Linked DNA regions of Homo sapiens: region 2 is linked to region 1. A link is a loop called in an ENCODE intact Hi-C map of the cell type or tissue named here. Cell type or tissue: lower leg skin. All regions are shown on one strand. Each heading gives the region's core, and the rest is flanking DNA. Links, peaks and the distances in the headings are about the cores only. Region 1 overlaps CPNE4 (copine 4). Region 2 has its middle 15 kb from the start of DNAJC13.

The links. Hi-C counts contacts between places; a loop is a spot of excess contacts. Peaks named below come from ENCODE experiments on the same cell type or tissue, not always from the same donor. Only the 100,000 strongest peaks of a DNase experiment are listed, where the experiment ranks them.
Region 2: a loop joins it to region 1, with 13 times the contacts of the local background. A loop is called at or near these places in 17 of 110 quality-filtered maps.

What each region holds. Positions count from the first base shown.
Region 1 is chr3:132,028,257-132,031,183 of GRCh38, forward strand. All of the region lies in intron 1 of CPNE4 (copine 4), which reads right to left. Among named protein-coding and RNA genes, the nearest start is that of CPNE4, 5.3 kb to the right of the region's middle. RefSeq lists an enhancer at 1,269-1,318. In lower leg skin, for the core only: no CTCF peak of the experiment used is centred there; a DNase peak (open chromatin) is centred at 1,225.
Region 2 is chr3:132,401,001-132,403,927 of GRCh38, forward strand. It overlaps the pseudogene NIP7P2. Among named protein-coding and RNA genes, the nearest start is that of DNAJC13, 15 kb to the right of the region's middle. In lower leg skin, for the core only: no CTCF peak of the experiment used is centred there; no DNase peak of the experiment used is centred there.

The DNA.
Region 1 (2,927 bases), core at 271-2,770:
CAGGACTTGTAAAGGACCACTTCCCAGGTCCTTTGAGACAAACCAAATATCTCCTTCTTTATCTCTTACCTAGCATCATTTGTTCATCTTTCTCCTCACACTTAACAGCACAATTTCAATGTTTCTTTTCACCAGTCTGCCTGTGCCTCAAGTTTTTATGTTTATCCCCAGTGCCTAGCACAGCTTTTGACATAAATGCTGTGACCAATTATTATTCAACAGATAGATGAATGAGACCCTTCTGCTGAGGGGGAAGGGGTAAGAGATGGGGGAAGGGATAAGAGATGGGAGAAGAGGCCCATTTAAAAATAAAATGGTGATAGCAAATAACAATCACAGTGAACCTGTGTTAAGCTCCTATTGTGTGCCAAGCATTGTATATATTATTGCTAACCTTTAACAAAAAGGAAAAATGGCGAAAGTAATTTTATTTTCTCTTCTTATAGATCTGCACTGTTTCAATAGGGTAGCCACTACCCACATAGGAGCATTAAGCACTTAAAATGTGGCAAATCTGAATTAAAATGTGCTGTAAGTATAAAAATACATGCTAGATTTCAAAGATTTAGTACTAGAAAAAAAAGAATGTAAAATATCTCAATAATCTCTATATCGATTACATGATTTTTTAAAATTTTGTGTTAAGTAAAATATATTCTTAATTTTTCTTTTTTTTTTTTTTAAAGGGTGAAGTTTGGGGAGAACTCCCAAGAGAATGGGCACAGGAAGTAGCATTTATCTACGCACTAAAATGCCAGACACTTTTAAACACCTCACATTTACAACAATTACTAGCCCCATTTTCCAGATCCTAATACTCGGGTTAAGTGATTCACCCAAATGCCTGGATCTTGAAAACTGTAGCCCAAATTTAAACAAGGTATTTCCGGATTCAGAGTTCTTCTGATAACAGGCCCAAGTGTAAGGAAACAAAGGGCGATCAGACCCCAGAAAGGCCTGTCACGAGGAGTTTTGAGAGTAGTCAGACTGTCCAGCCGCGGAGCAACCTAACCAGGCACTGGAAGACACCACCAGATGCTCAGGGCAAAACCTTTTGTCCCCTCTCCGCAGCGAGGCAATCCAGGCCGGAGAGTCAGATGCACCTGAGAAAACCAATATCCCCAGGGCATATCTTGGGGTTGGGTCAAACTCCATTCCTTATCCTAGAAGCCCTGCTTATGGGTCCCGGAGGTTGACTCTGCTAGTGCTCCGGCGCCCTCTAGCGATTGTCCATTCCAATGCCAGCTCTCTCTAGTCCGTCCTTCTAGACTCACCAGCTCCTAGGGCTTGCCCTGCCGTGGACCCCTGCCAGCCTGATTTTGCTCCTCCCCTACCTCAAGGTGCAATGAATTGCCCTACACTTGGATAAGAAAGAGGTCTTCTGGTCAATAAGCCTTAAACCTGAGCTTTCTAAAGTTAATCCGAAATACTGTATTTTCCCCCTGACATTTCCAAGGAGAAATTTCTCTAGTTTCCTAAGTAATAAGAAAAACAAAGTTAGAAATACTGTGTTCTGAGCCAAAGATGTAAAAGCAACATTTAAGAAAGTTTGTTCTTTTTGAATGACGCTTTAATTTAAAACAGAATAAAGGATTCCCCTGTGTGTTCCTGGAACTGTAAACACTCATAAACTCTCTTTGTTTACTTTATTGACTCAATTGTGACATTTAAAATAGAAAGCTAAGTCTATGCATGAGCAATTTTTTACAGAACATGCACATTAACAGAGATGGCTGCAGACAATGACTTTGTACAAATTCAATCACATTTATTGGGTAAATATTGCACTGGCTCCAAGAGACAGCAATGTAATAAGTCCCAAGCCTACTCCTCCTAACACTCTAATGGAGGTGGGAGACACCCCCGCAATCATCCCTAACTCATACTTAATAAAGATCAGCAGTGCACATGGTGCCAGAGATTGGCTCCACTGCTGTAATTATCTCCAGGGAACTTGAGTTTCTTTATGAGGGGAGTAATCAGAAGGGTTGTTGAATGAGTCTCCTGATTTTGAGAAGTCACTTATTTGAGCTTTAGTTTCCACATTTGTCAAATTAAATTGCTAGAGTCAGCAGATGATCCCCAAGCTCTCTTCCAGTTCTGAGAGTCATAGAACATGCACATTAACGGAGATGGCTGCAGACAATGACTTTGTACAAATTCAATCACATTTATTGGGTAAATATTGCACTGTTGAAAGTTGCTGATCACAGTTTAGAGATGAGTCCATCACAGATCAGCTTAAATGGGCTCCCCTTCCAGCCCTATGACTAAAATAATAGGACTGGAATAAACTTTCCCAAAGAAGGCATCCTTATCACTTTCTTATTTTTGAGACTTGCCTTCCAACCCTCAATATTTACTGAGCTAAAAGCTGATGGTTCCCAAGAGGGTTTCCAAAGAATACAGCAGACAAATAAAGGACTTCCCAGGATGTGCTGATTTAGGAGAAAATATATCCAATATATCACATATATTTAGTAGTTCATACAGCAAACAGAAAGCTCCCACATAACTGCAGTTTCTAGTACAGAAAAAGAAAACCTGAAAGTATATGTAGGCACTAATATGTTTTTATTATGCAGTCACAAGTTTAGGAGATATTCACTGAGTTTAACACTAATTGAGGCCTTACTATAGACTATTTCAAATAACATAGAAAAGATGATGCATCTTACCTGACCCATTTATTGTGCTTGATTTTTGGATTTACCATCAACTATCACATAAATACTTTATCCAAAAAATGGATGTGTAACCCCAACCTAAATTATTATCATAATGTGCTTCCCTGAAAAGAAAATATTATAAGATTTTGGGGACATCTTAAAAAGAATTAAAATCAGTAATCTATTCTTTGCCATCTACATTCAATCAGGAGAAAGGCAACTGTATTATTACATGTTGGAAGATCAGTTTTAATGCAC
Region 2 (2,927 bases), core at 178-2,677, 370 kb after region 1:
ACTCTATGCTATTTACAAGAAACACAATTCAAATATAATACACATTGATTAAAAGTATGGGTGTGTGCCTGTAGTCCCAGCTACTCGAGAGCCTGAGGCAGGAGGATCACTTGAGTCCAGGAGTTCGAGGGTGCAGTAGGCTATGATCACACTACTATACTCCAGCTTGGACAACAGGGAGAAATTCCATCTCTTAAAAATAAATAAATAAGACTGAGACACGAGGATCTGGTGTTCCAACCCAGCAGGAAAATGCGGCCTTTGACTGAAGAGGAGACCCATGTCATGTTTGAGAAGATTGTGAAGTACATCAGGGAGAATCTTCAGCTGCTGCTGGACCGGCCTGACCGCACCTACTGTTTCTGGCTGCACAACGACCGGGTGGACTATGTGAGTGAGAAGATTGTGAAGCTGGATGCCAATATCTCCGGGGACAAGCTGGTGTCACTGGGGACCTGCTTCGGAAAAGTCACTAAGACCCACAAGTTTCGGTTCACGTCACAGCCCTGAATTACCTTGCACCTTATGCCGAGTATAAAGTGTGGATAAAGCGTGGTGCAGAGCAGTCCTTCCTCTATGGAAACCATGTGTTGAAATATAGTCTGGGTCGAATCACCGAAAATAGTTCTCAGTACCAGGGGAGTGGTGGTGTACTCCATGGCAGACATCCCTTTGGGTTTTGGGGTGGCAGCAAAATCTACACAAGACTGCAGAAAAGTAGACCCCATGGCGATTGTGGTACTTCATCAAGCAGACATTGGGGAATATGCACAGCATGAAGAGACGTTGACTTAAAACGAAGTCATTGCAAGGACAGCTGTGTGGAAGGGCCGAGTTTTGTTTCCTGTGTTTGTGTAGACTCCACCATCATGTTGAATTTTGTCAACACTATGGCCTCTTCAGGGACATCTTAGTTTACTGTACTCTCTATCACTGACAGATGCAGGCTGGATTCTTATTATATACAGAGATGGCTCAAAAATGGGGTTTCAGATCTTTGTGTTTGTGATGAAACAGAATACTCCGTTTCAAAAAAATTTAAATAAATAAATAAAGGATGGGAAAATACACATATTCTCAGTAGGAAAGCAAACATGTCTTCCATATGAAACAAGTATTACACCATTCATTTGTGTATTCATTCATCAAATATTTATTGAAAATATACTAGGTTCAAGACATGATGCTGAACATTTTTATCTAACTCATAATCTTAAAAGCCATATTTAAGAGTGAATTATGTCAGTCAGGGACCAGATGATAGTACCTGAATCACAGTAGATAGGTAGAAATTGTAAAAATAAATAAAGTAAACAAAAAAACCTATAGTCCAATACTTGAGATAGCTTTTGATCTATAAAGGCAAAATTTCCACATGTGCATCAAGATTGTCAGGCAAATTCATTAAGTGGAAATAAAATGGAGAGAGCAAAATCAGTTGAATAAAAGAAATAATTATATTCTTTATTGAGTTATACATCTTTCTTTTAAATAAGCATGTTTAACAAAATTGAGGTAGCAAATACAGTAATCAGTCCACCACTGTCACATGGAAAATAGTATTACAATTAGAAGAGAAGTTAAGATGAGGTTAGGAATCCTCATTGATAGGGAGTATTATGTGGATCTTCTATTCTGTTTTTGGTTAAATAGATATACTTTTCTTTAAAGTAGGGGTTTTGTTTGTTTGTTTGTTTGTTTTTTCCATTTCTACCCCTCCCAGTCTGATCCAGTTACCATCATCTGGGCTTCTGACTAATGCACTCTTAAATATGTCTTTTAAGATTATGAGTTACTATCTAAAAATGTGAAGAACTTATCATTATACCTTAAACTTAGTAGATTTTCAATAAATATTTGATGAACGAATGCATAAATGACATGATACTTGTTTGATATGAGATACATGTTTGCTTTCCTATTGGGACTTAGAGATTCCAGAAACATTAAGTTGGATATTCCTACAGTCCTAGGAGAATAATGGGAAACTTTCAAAGCACTTAGCATGTGTCAGAGACTATTCTAAGTGCTTCATAAATATTTACTGCTCTAGTCTTAACAAACATTTAAAAGCTATTATTCCTAGCCCTATTTTTAGATGAGGAAACTGAGGCACAAAGGGTTTTAATAACTTGCTTAAATTCTGCTTTCTTAAAGAACTACTAGTAAATGATAGACATGGGATTCAATGTCATGTAGTCTGGTTCCAAAGTTCCCACTCTAAACTGCTACTGAATTTGTATTCCAGTAGGTCTGCAAGTTGAATGTGCATCAGAATCACAATCAATCACATTCAACTTGTTAAAACAGATTTCTGGGCCCTATCCACAGAGACTCTGATTCAGTTGGTCCAGGGTAAATTCTGAGAATTTGCTGATCTAACAAGTTCCCAGGTGATGCTGATTCTTTTGGTCCAAGGTGCAGAAGTATACTTGAGAAGAAATCAAATTGCTACTGTGGACATTTCTTCTGTCTAATCCACTCTGGCTGAAAATAGAGGTTTCTGATCCTGACTGGACAGTACTCAAACTTCATATGCACACTGAGATGTGAGAGCCTAGTACATCTGGCTCTCAAACTAAAGTATGATTCCATATTCTTTCTCCCTACTGTTTGATCTTACAAGGTATTTTCTTTTTTGTGATAACAAAGTCATGCCTAGATTCTGATCGTTACCCCCAAATAAAATGATACTATTGATATGGTTTGGCTGTGTCCCCACCCAAACTCTCATGTTGAATTGTAATACCCATAATCTCCATAATCCCCACATGTCAAGGGAGTGACCAGGTAGAGGTAATTGAATTATGGGGACGGTTTCCTCCATGCTGTTCTCATGATAGTGAGTGAGCTGTCATGAGATCTGATGGTTTTATAAGTGTTTGGTAGCTCCTTCTGTGTTTATTCTCCTTCCTGCTGCCTTGTGA